Regions from separate parts of the Homo sapiens genome. Here region 2 is linked to region 1. Evidence: read pairs that join two places in POLR2A ChIA-PET (ENCODE). Cell type or tissue: GM12878. All regions are shown on one strand. Each heading gives the region's core, and the rest is flanking DNA. Links, peaks and the distances in the headings are about the cores only.

What was found. ChIA-PET counts read pairs that join two places held together with the same protein. Peaks named below come from ENCODE experiments on the same cell type or tissue, not always from the same donor. Only the 100,000 strongest peaks of a DNase experiment are listed, where the experiment ranks them.
Region 2: POLR2A ChIA-PET joins it to region 1 with 5 read pairs; 4 of 35 experiments call an interaction of 5 or more read pairs at or near these places.

What each region holds. Positions count from the first base shown.
Region 1 is chr17:60,133,129-60,138,834 of GRCh38, reverse strand. It overlaps LOC100996660 (a long non-coding RNA gene), which reads left to right and starts at 3,191. Exons shown (of 3, transcript NR_187530.1): 1 at 3,191-4,079. RefSeq lists enhancers at 3,250-3,349, 3,460-3,519. In GM12878, for the core only: no CTCF peak of the experiment used is centred there; a DNase peak (open chromatin) is centred at 3,074; H3K4me3 peaks cover 1,443 bases; H3K27ac peaks cover 307 bases; H3K27me3 peaks cover 404 bases.
Region 2 is chr17:60,415,686-60,421,391 of GRCh38, reverse strand. It overlaps LOC105371850 (a long non-coding RNA gene), which reads left to right and starts at 3,987. Exons shown (of 3, transcript XR_934893.3): 1 at 3,987-4,083. It also overlaps a transcript of USP32 not described here and a transcript of CHCT1 not described here. RefSeq lists a silencer at 1-76. In GM12878, for the core only: no CTCF peak of the experiment used is centred there; no DNase peak of the experiment used is centred there.

The DNA of each region.
Region 1 (5,706 bases), core at 777-4,776:
GCCGGCCAGGTTCCACCTTCTGGCTGTTTCAGCTTCCTGAATTTCTTATCCCACCTGCCCGCAACAGCCTTCTGGACCAGCCTGGCGGGACACAAGGCGAGCCCCTGGTACTTAGGAATGTCCACTAGTCAGGGTCTGCACAGTTGCTGCAGCCAGCCAAACACTTTGTTGGGGACGAAGGAGAGGGATCTCTGGTGACTGGGGAGAGCCCAGGTCCAGCTTTTGGGGGCTAGGGAGCTACACTGTGGAGGGAGCCACACCCTGTCCTCTGGGTGACCAGTGAGGACTATACTCACTGTGCACCAACAATGTCAGATATTTCTTTCCTGGACGCCCAGGAAGTTCTCCTCAGACCAGAACTTAGTCCCCGCTTTCCAGCAGCTGCTCAAAATATATAGTCTCTTGGCCAGGCACGGTGGCTCATGTCTGTAATACCAGCATTTTTGGGAGGACAAGGCAGGAGGATGGCTTGGCCAGGAGTTCCAGACCAGCCTGAGCAAGACAGTGAGACCTTATCTCTACAGAAAAAAAAAAAAAAAAAAAAAAGCTAGGCCTGGTGGTGCATGCCTGTAGTCCTAGCTACTCAAGAAGCTGAGATAGGAGGATCATTTGAGCCCAGGGGTTTGCAGCTGTAGTGAGCTGTGTTCATGCCACTGTACTCCAGCCTGGGTGACAGAGGAAGACCCTGTCTCTATAAAAAATTATATATAATATTATATATTACATATAATCTTAGCAGGAGGGGTGGCTGAAAGCAGGCCTGGGTAGGTTTTGTAAAGAATGAGTTCACTGGACTCCTCTGCAAAACTCTACCTGTGGAACCCAGAGCCAAGGCCTTGCCACTCCCTCCCCACTGGGTAAGGCACAAGTGGCAAGTGGGCCAAGGATAAGTGGTAGGGGGACACGAGGGTGTCCAGCCTGTTAAAATGGTCACTGCAGATGTCATGCTGGCCTGGGAGCAGTAGAGCTTGGAAAACATCTGCTGCTGCCTGCCTGCCCTGATGGTCCCAGAGATAGGGTGAGGAGTAAATGATTCAGGGCAGGACCCCACAGCTGATCAGCTGATGGCTTGGTTGGGCACAGCAGATTCAATTTTTGCCTTTTTTTTTAAAATATACAGAGTCTTGCTCTGTTGCCCAGGATAGACTGCAGTGGTATGATCTCAGCTCACTGCAACCTCCACCTCCCGGGTTCAAGCAATTCTGTGCTTCAGCCTCCCGAGTAGCTGGGACTACAGGCTCGCACCACACGCCTGGCTAATTTTTTGTATTTTTAGTACAGATGGGGTTTTGCCATGTTGGCCAGGCTCGTCTCGAACTCCTGGCTTCACGTGATCCGCCTGCCTCGGCCTCCCAAAGTGCTGGGATTACAGGTGTGAGCCACCACGCCCAGTCTAGCAGATTCAATTTTTAACAATCTTCCTTCTCTGTCCCACCTTGGAGCCCTCCTGATTTTGTCTGTTTATCTGGTAGGGCCTGCTGTGCTCCTTGCGGATGTGACCAAAGCTCTGAAGCACAGGGTCCCCGCCTGATCTTCCCTTGCCTCTCAAATGTGGCACCCTCCTTCAGCTTGTATATCTGGGCTTCATGTTCTGAGGCAGGAAACTGGATATTGCTGAGGTACAGCCACTCAGCTGGGACCACAGAAGGCAGAAGAGGAGAGTTAGAAACAGGAGAGGACATAAAGTGGGCACCTTCTCATCAAGGACTGGCGCCTAGCCTGGGAGGCCTCCTTCCTGCTGAATATAATCACAATAACACAATAATAACAGTAGCTCCCAATTCTTGCCCATTTACTATATGTCTCTGCCAGGCATGCTGCAAGTGAGTTATATCCATCATTTCATTTAATCCTTTCAGCAATCTGTGAGGTATGTGCTGTGATGATGTTCATTTATACACATGGTGCTGGTAGAAGTTAAATTACCCAGACCACACTGCCAGAAACAGCTAGGATTCCGGCACAGGCCTTCTGACTTCAGATGCCTCTCAGATGCTTTCCTGGCCTTGCAGGGGTTTTTCTCTGTGGTGCTTCAATGCCCCATGGAGCACGACCTCTCTGATGACCTCAAGACAAAACTCTGCAAAAGAACCCCAGCAGGGTATCAGGCTGGAGGAGTGTGTGTCGGGGGGGGGGGGGGGGCGGGTGTGCATGTGTAGAGGGTGATTAGGTGCATTCTGGATAAATCAGAGTGCCAAGAGGGACTCCCCCAAACTTCCAAGGTCCTTTCAGGGTTGGACAGCCAGGAGAAGGTGGCTTCCTCAAGAAAAGAGGTACTGCTGGAGCCTGTCCGCCCTGGCTCCTTTCAGATCTGTGGGTAAAAGGCAGCCAGTGGCTGAGCTGGGAGTTCAAGAGGAGCACAGGAGCATGCAGGCCTACAAGTCTGTCTCCTTCCTGTCTGCTGATGAGAGCAGCTTGATGAGAGTACAGCTCCTCCCTGGGGATCTCAGAGTCTGATGGAAGTGACATAGTTTATAACTAGGGGCACAAGGACCATGCCTGTTTCTCATAGGGGACCCAGCACCAGGGCAGTGCCAGATACACAACGGGAGCACAATACATATTTGTGGATGGACAATGCTCATTTTTATTTTTCTTATGCCTCAGTTTCCCCGGCGATGGTGTCCTGGACTGAAGAGACTGACTGGAGTGCATGTTACTGCCGACAAAGTTTCAGAACACCGGCCAGCGCAAGACCACCGACATCAGACTGAGATACAACGGCAGCGATCCTGGATTTGCAGGGCCAGGATAAACAAGGGACTGTAGAGACCATTTTGTCCCATTCATTAATTTTTAGGCAGAACACAGATCTAGAGAGAATAGATGACTTGCCCCAAGCTACCCCGCGAAGGAGGAGGAGGGCCACGGATAAATAGTGTGCTTCGAGAATCTTAACTCTTCGGGGTCAACCTCTCCTTCTACGCCAAGGAAACAGGATCTTCCTGCAACCCCCCGAGACAACCACCGAACAGTCACCCAACTTAGCACTAGGGCCCAGACGTTCCGTCGATCGAATGTACCACGCTCGATTTCTAGGTCTTTAGCACAACGCAGGATAAGTCGATTGGTCGTCCCTGCCGGTCGCTGCTGAGCGCTGATTGGCTCCGGCTTGGGAAGCGGCAGAAAAGGCCGGCGTGTGGGGCGGGCCTGGGGAAGGGACTCCCGCGGCCCTAAGGTGCTGGCGGGCGTTTGGCGTTGCAGCTGTGTGGGCGCTGGTGCGTGCGAGTAGCGCTCGAAGAAACCCAAAGGCGTCGTGGGGCTGCCGTGTGCCCCAGAGAGCACTGCAGGCCGGGTAGGGGCTAAGGCTCCCCGCAGTCTTCTGTGTGTCGTCCAGTACGCAGTTGAAATCGTTCTCCAACCTGGCCAGTCCTCCGAGGCCCTTCTCAGGCGACCAGACTCTGTTAACAGAGTCCATTGCTAAAACTCCTCGTTAGTATTTACCACTCCTCCAGTCTGTGTTTTGAAGCAGTGGTTTTCAACCACTGCCCGTTTTCAGAAGAAATCATCTCAAGCGTCCGTGTGCTGCTAGAAGCCGGGCCGGGAGGTCTTGGTGCCGGACTCCACCCTGCAGCCCTTCCCTTTCGCCACCGCCCTGTGCTTAGAGAAACCTTAGAGTGGAGCAATGAGTCGCCCTTGACTGAGTAACTCTTCGGGGTCAACTTCTCCTTCCACGCCAAGGAAAGGATTCCAGGGCGATGTTTCTGGAAATAGAGATCTGACCAAGCCACTGCTCTGGTGAAAATTCAGTGGGTCCCTAGCACCTAGTGCAGCGGCTCCTAGCCTGAGTATTGCCGTCTTTCGGTGGGGAGGGGTTGGGTTTTTTTGTAGCATCTGTTGATCTGATCTCCAACATCCTCCACGTCAATTCCCACTCCACCCACATCCCTTATCCTATACGTAAGCTTTCCAGCCACGGTGCTGGCTTGGGTGGGGGTGCGTGCGGTGCTGACACCAAAATGGAGGTCCCGTGTTTCTGAGAGTCTCTTTCAGAGCAATGCAAACCTGAAACTACTCCTGCCAAGAAACGATTGCAGCTCTTCCCGGAAAAGTTAAAGCCTTTGAGAAACAAAGCTGAGGTGGGTAACTTAATTAAAAAAATACAGAGAGGAGTTTCAAGTAGACTAAGTGGGAAGAAAAGGAAAGAGTCTTGGGTGGGGCAGGGATTCAGGGCACCAGCTTCCTTATCGCTGAGCCTGGGGGGTGGGGGAGGAGGGGGCATGTGTTGTCACGGGAGGCATTGATAGAGCAACCTCCTTCAGGGAAAGAAAAATGGAGATAGGAAGCAGAGTGAGGAAAGGCCACAGTGGAGTCTGAGGGCTTCGGGGTGGACTTCTGGCAGGAGCCTTCTCCAGCCATGGCTTTAGGGCTGATATGGTTAGGTGCTTTGTGTCCCCACCCAAGTCTCATCTTAAATTGTAATCCCCATAATCCCCACGTGTCAAAGGAGAGACCTGGTGGAGGTAATTGAATCGTAGGGGTGGTTTCCACCATGCCGTTCTCATGATAGTGTGTGAGTTCTCAGGAAATCAGATGGTTTTATAAGGGGCTCTTCCCCCATCACTCCACACTTCTTTCTGCTGCTTTGTGAAAGAGGTGCCTTGCTTCCACTTCTGCCGTGATTGTAAGTTTCCTGAGACCTCCCTAGTCATGCAGAATTGTGAGTTAATTAAACCTCTTTCCTTTCTAACTTACCCAGTCTTGGGTAGTTTTTTGGTTTTGTTTTGTTTTGAGATGGAGTCTCACTCTGTCACCTAGGCTGGAGTGCAGTGGCGTGATCTCGGCTCACTGCAACCCCCACCTCCCAGGTTCAAGCGATTGTCCTGACACAGTCTCCTAAGTAGCTGGGATTACAGGCACACACCACCACGCCCAGCTAATTTTTGTATTTTTAGTAGAGACGGAGTTTCACCATGTTGGCCAGGCTGGTCTCCAACTCCTGACCTCAAGTGATCTGCCCACCTCGGCCACCAAAAGTGCTGGGATTACACATGTGAGCCACCGTGCCCGGCCTTTTTGTTTTGTTTTGTTTTTGAGACAGAGTCTCACTCTGTCACCCAGGCTGGAGTGCAGTGGTGTGATCTGGCTTACTGCAACCCGCACCTCCTGGGTTGAAGTGATTTTCCTGCCTCAGGCGCCCACCACCACGCCTGGCCATGGGCAGCTCTTTATAGCAGTATGAAAACAGGGTCCCTCTCGGTTGTCCTGTCTGGACTGTCAGTTCACCTGAGCTAGACTCAGGCAGGGGGCTTCCTTTGGCTTTGCTCACCTTGCTGCTGTGGGTCCACTTCAATAAGATGACAACAAAGCAGAGCTCACCTGAGGACATGCAAGAGCCCTCGTTTATGGAGCTTGCAGACTTCACAAGACTCCTAAGAATTGTTGAACGATCGCTGGTTACGGCTTCTTGAGATGGATTACTTGCTTGCTGAAGCACCTGCTTGCTTGACTGTTGCTGCCTGAATTCCTCTTTTTCCCAGGAGACCAGCTAGGGTGGGGAGAGCCTTGCTGGAGCCCTAAGCAAGGAAGGCTGATTTCCAGGGGTGTAGGCTGGCTGACACGGGTGTCACTTTGTTATAGATTAAGATATACCACATAAGCAATATGGCAAAGTTGGGGGTTTTTTTTTGTTTTGTTTTTGTTTTTGAGATGGAGTTTCGCTCTTGTTGCCCAGGCAGGAGTGCAATGGTGCAATCTGGGCTCACT
Region 2 (5,706 bases), core at 724-4,723, 280 kb before region 1:
AGGGGCATAGCGGCTTCAAGTAGGGGTAGCCCGGAGGCCCGGAGCTTTGGAGGAGCACCCTTTGAGTCCAGAAACTTTTTAACTTGTCCTCTATGCCAGCATGTTCAGCAAACGTCTTGTTGTTATTGTTGTCGTTGTTGTTGTTGTAAGGGGAGGAATAAACCTTCCACTTATCCGCCTCCAAGATGGAAGGTCTGTTTTCTGATCATTAATTCCAGATTATTTTGCGAGTATTAAGAAGGATAATTATATTGGCAAGAGCAAGGGGAAAGGAACCTTTACATACGTTCCTACTGGCAGTGAGATTGGTAAACAATGTATTTTAAAGTGTTTAAATGTGCATGCTCTGTGACTCACCAATTCTACTTATAGGAGGAATTAGTCCTAAGGAGAGAAGATGATGAGGACTGTTACAATAGTGACAATTTGGAAACAATTGCAGTGTCACTAATAGAATACATAAATCATGGTATATTCATAAAAACATGAAATATGTCACTATATATCTATTGACATGGAAAACAGGAACTAAAAGGTATGATTCCATTTTTGTACATATATATTTATATATGCATAGAAAAAAGTCTTGAAGGATACACTTCAAAATATCAAAGGTAATTTTTCACTTTCTTCACATATTATCTGTATTTTTAACAATAACAATTATGCTTTACTTTTACAGTCAGGAAAGAGGTTTTTTTGTTTGTTTGTTTGTTGTTTGTTTTTGAGACGGAGTTTTGCTCTTATTGCCCAGGCTGGAGCAATGGCGTGATCTCGGCTCACTGCAACTTCCGCCTCTCGGGTTCAAGCCATTCTCCTGCCTCAGCCTCCCGAGTAGCTGGGATTACAGGCTTGTGCCACCGCGTCTGGCTAATTTTGTATTTTTAGTAAAGACGGGGTTTCTCCATGTTGGTCACGCTGGTGTCTAACTCCCGACTTCAGGTGATCTGCTTGCCTCAGCCTCCCAAAGTGCTAGGATTACAGGCGTGAGCCACCGCGTCCGGCCAGGAAAGAGTCTTTTTTAAAAATCTACTCATAAGGATTAAATAACATCATTAAAAACATTATATAATGCTAAGTTTTAAAACAACATAATTCTGCCGGGTGCGGTGGCTCACACCTATAATCGCAGCAGTTTGAGAGGCCGAGGTGGGTGGGTCACCTGAGATCAGGAGTTTGAGACCAGCCTGGCCAACATGGCAAAACCCTCTACTAAAACTCTCTACTATTTTTAGTCTCTACTAAAAATACAAAATAAAATAAAGTAAAACAAAATAAATAAAATAAAACAAAACAAATAAAATAAAATAAAATAAAATAAACAAAATAAATAAAATAAAAATAAAAATACTAAAAATACAAAAATTAGCCAGGCGCGGTGGTGCATGCCTGTAATCCCAGCTACTCAGGAGGCTGAGGCAGGAGAATCGCTTGAACTCGGGAGGCAGAGGTTGCAGTGAGCCAAGACCATGCCCCTGCACTCCAGCTAGAGCAACAGAGCAAGACTCCGACTCAAATAATAATAATAAAATAATAATAATAATAATAATAATAATAATAATAATAATAATAATTTTTTTTAACCTTGAGTTGCAGGTTTGTTATATAGATAAACCTGTGTCATGGGGGTTTGTTGCACAGAATTTTTTTTTTTTTTTTGAGATGGTGTCTCGCTGTGTCACCCAGGCTGGAATGCAGTGGCGCCATCTCTGCTCACTGCAAGCTCCGCCTCCCGGGTTCACGCCATTCTCTTGCCTCAGCCTCCCGAGTAGCTGGGACTACAGGCCCCTGCCACCACGCCCGGCTAATTTTTTTGTATTTCTAGTAGAGACGGGGTTTCACTGTGTTAGCCAGGATGGCCTCCATCTCCTGACCTCGTGATCCACCTCAGCCTCCCAAAGTGCTGGGATTACAGGCATGAGCCACCGTGCCCAGCCTGTTGCACAGATTATTTTGTTACCCAGGTATTAAGCCTAGTACCCATTAGTTATTTTTCCTGATCCTCTCACTTCTCCCACCCTCCACTCTCTGGTAGGCCCCAGTGTGTGTTGTTCCCCTCTACGTGTTCATGTGTTCTCATCATTTAGCTCCTACTTATAAGTGAGAACATGCGGTATTTGGTTTTCTGTTCCTATGTTAGTTTTCTAAGGATAATGGCCTTCAGCTCCATCAATGTTCCTGCAAGGGACATGATCTCGTTCTTTTTTATGGCTGTATAGTATTCCATGATGGATATTACCACATTTTCTTTATTCAGTCTACCATTGATGGGCATTTAGGTTGATTCCATGTCTTTGCTATTGTGAATAGTGCTGTAATAAATATACGAGTGCATGTGTCTTTATGGTAGAATGATTTATATTCCTTTGGGTATATATCCAGTAACAGGATTGCTGGGTTGAATGGTAGTTCTGTTTTTAGCTCTTTGAGGATTCACCACACTACTTTCCGCTATGGTTGAACTAATTTACACTCCTACCAACAGTGTAGAAGTGTTTCTTTTTCTCTGCAACCTTGCCAGCATTTGTTATTTTTTGACTTTTTAATCATCATCATTCTGACTGGTGTGAGGTGGTATCTCACTGTGGTTTTGATTTGCATTTCTTTAATGACCAGTGATGTTGAGCTTTTTTTCATATGCTTATTGGTTGCATGTATATTTTCTTTTGAAAAGTGTCTGTTCATGTCCTTTGATGGCTTTTTAATGGGGTTGTTTGTTTTTATTCTTGTAAATGTATTTAAGTTCCTTTCAGATGCTGGATATTAGACCTTTGTAGGATGCATAGTTTGCAAAATTTTTCTCCCATTTTGTAGGTTGTCTGTTTACTCTATTGATAATTTATTTTGCTGTGCAGAAGCTCTTTAGTTTAATTAGATCCCATTAGTCACTTTTTGCTTTTGTTGAAACTGCTTTTGGTGACAGAACACAATTCTGAGAAGATGCAGTAGAATACAAAAAAGGAAAAGTTAATAGTAAAAAAAAAAAAAAAAAAAACAGAGGCCAGGCACGGTGGCTCACACCTGTAATCCCAGCACTTTGGGAGGCCAAAGCGGGTGGATTGCCTGAGGTCAGGAGTTTGAGACTAGCCTGGCCAAGATGGTGAAATGCTGTCTCTACTAAAAATACAAAAATTAGCCAGGCGAGGGGTCTCACGCCTGTAATCCCAGCACTTTGGGAGGCTGAGGCAGGCAGATCACCTGAGGTCGGGAGTTTGAGACCAGCCTGACTGACATGGAGAAACCCCGTCTCTACTAAAAATACAAAATTAGCTGGGCGTGGTAGCACATGCCTATAATCCCAGCTACTAGGGAGGCTGAGGCAGGAGAATCGCTTGAACCTGGGAGGCAGAGGTTGTGGTGAGCCGAGATCGTGCCATTGCACTCCAGCCTGGGTAACAAGAGTGAAACTCCGTCTCAAAAAAAAAAAAAAAAAGATTAGCCGGACGTGGTGGTGGACGCCTGTAGCCCCAGCTACTCAGGAGGCTGAGGCAGGAGAATCGCTTGAACCCAGGAGGCAGAGGTTGCAGTGAGCTTCGATTGTGCCACTGCCCTCCAGCCTGGGCGACACAGCAAGACTCTGTCTCAAAATAAAAATAAAAATAAAAATAAATAAATACATAAAAATTTTAAAAATCAGGCTGGGCACAATGGCTCAAGCCTGTAATCCCAGCACACTTTGGGAGGCTGAGGCAGGCGGATCACTTGAGGTCAGGAGTTCGAGACCAGCCTGGCCAACATGGCGAAATCCTGTCTTTACTAAAAATACAAAAATTAGCTGGGTGTGGTGGCAGGCACCTGTAATCCCAGCTACTCAGGAGGCTGAGGCAGGAGAAACGCTTGAACCTGGGAGGCAGATGTTGTAGTGAGCCGAGATCATGGCACTGCACTCCAGCCTGGGCGACAAGAGCGAGACTCTGTCACAAAAAAAAAAAAAAAAATTAAAAATCAGCTGGGCATGTGGCTTATGCTTGTATTCTCAGCACTTTGGGAGGCCAAGGCAAGAGGATCTTTTGAGCCTAGGAGTTAGAGACCAGCATGGGCAACATAGAGAGACTCCCCACCAAAAATACAGAACATAAAAGGGTATGTATGCTACACTTCATAAGTGGACACAAATATGGATCAAGACTGGAAGAAAATACAGTTAAAATAAAAAGAAAGAAAGAAAGAAATTTGCTGGGCACAGTGGTTCACACCTGTAATCCCAGCACTTTGGGAGGCTGAGGTGGGTGGATCACCTGAGGTCAGGAGTTCGAGACCAGCCTGGCCAACACGGTTAAAACCAGTCTCTACTAAAAATATAAAAATTAACTGGGTGTGGTGGTGCATACCTGTAATCCCAGCTATTTAGGAGGCTGAGGCAGGAGAATGGCTTGAACCCAAGAGGGGGAGGTTGCAGTGAGCCGAGATCACACCACTGTACTCCAACCTGCGTGACAGATTGAGACTCTGTCTCAAAAAAAAAAAAAAAGGAATTGGATATATACATACATATATAAATACATGAATATATGTGTGTGTGTGCATGTGTGTGTATATATATCCCCAGTTCAATTCAGAAGGAGGAAATAACTGTTAGTACCTCAAAGCTTAGCTGTCCCTTCCTGTTCCCTAATCCCAAACTACCATTTTCCCTGCCAGAGCTTTCAGCAAGCCCTAGGCTTTGGATGACTGCCCTATTCTCATAATGGTTTTATTATCAACCATGGGGAGTAGCCTGAAGAGACAATTGAACCTAACAGCAGCCAGGAATAATGGCTCAACATTAACTAAGACAAAACAAAAATCCATTGCCTTTGGGAGCATTCTTCAAAATTCCATTGGTCGGCATAAAATGACTCTATAGGGCAAATCAAGTCATTCAACAAAGTCATCCCTCCACCACATTTTTTTTAATCCAAATATGTGCCATATACTTTAGGCATCTGGCAGGTGAGGGGGTTGTGGGTTGTTAATTTGCCCACCCCCCTCTTTATGCAGGTTGGCATGCTCTTTGATGGCATACGCCTGTTTCATAATCATCATGCTTTACCTCCATCCCCTAGTATATGTGATGGAACTCACGAAATTCTTGTTGTATGTCCTGAATTAAGCATACATAGAAAATAACTCTTAGCATCTACTGCTTACGCTTTCCCTCATAGATATGAAATCTGCCCATCTCTCTTTCTGGGTTGACCAGTGATGTAGAATCCTTGTATTACCCTAAAGAACTCTCCTCTATCCTCTTTTCTTTGTAAGAAACCCAAGAGTAAGCCAGGCGCAGTGGGTCACACCTGTAATCCCAGCACTTTGGGAGGCCGACGCGGGCAGATCATGAGGTCAAGAGATCGAGACCATTCTGGCCAACATGCTGAAACCCTGTCTCTACTAAAAATACAAAAATTAGCTGGGCGTGGTGGCACGTGCCTGTAGTCATAGCTACTCAGGAGGCTGAGGCAGGAGAATTGCTTGAACCTGGGAGGCAGAGGTTGCAGTGAGCCGAGATCATGCCACTGCACTCCAGCCTGGGCAACAGAGTGAGACTCAATCTCAAAAAAACAAACAAATAAACAAAAAAAACACCACCAAGCATATCTTAAAATTACCAAAAGAGGATTTTTGTTCTTGCTCCAAATTATCCAATTAGAATTGTATAAAGACTCCAAGAAAAGGAAGGCCATTGAAATCCCTGTCATAGCTGGAGTGCTGGGTCTGAAGAGCATG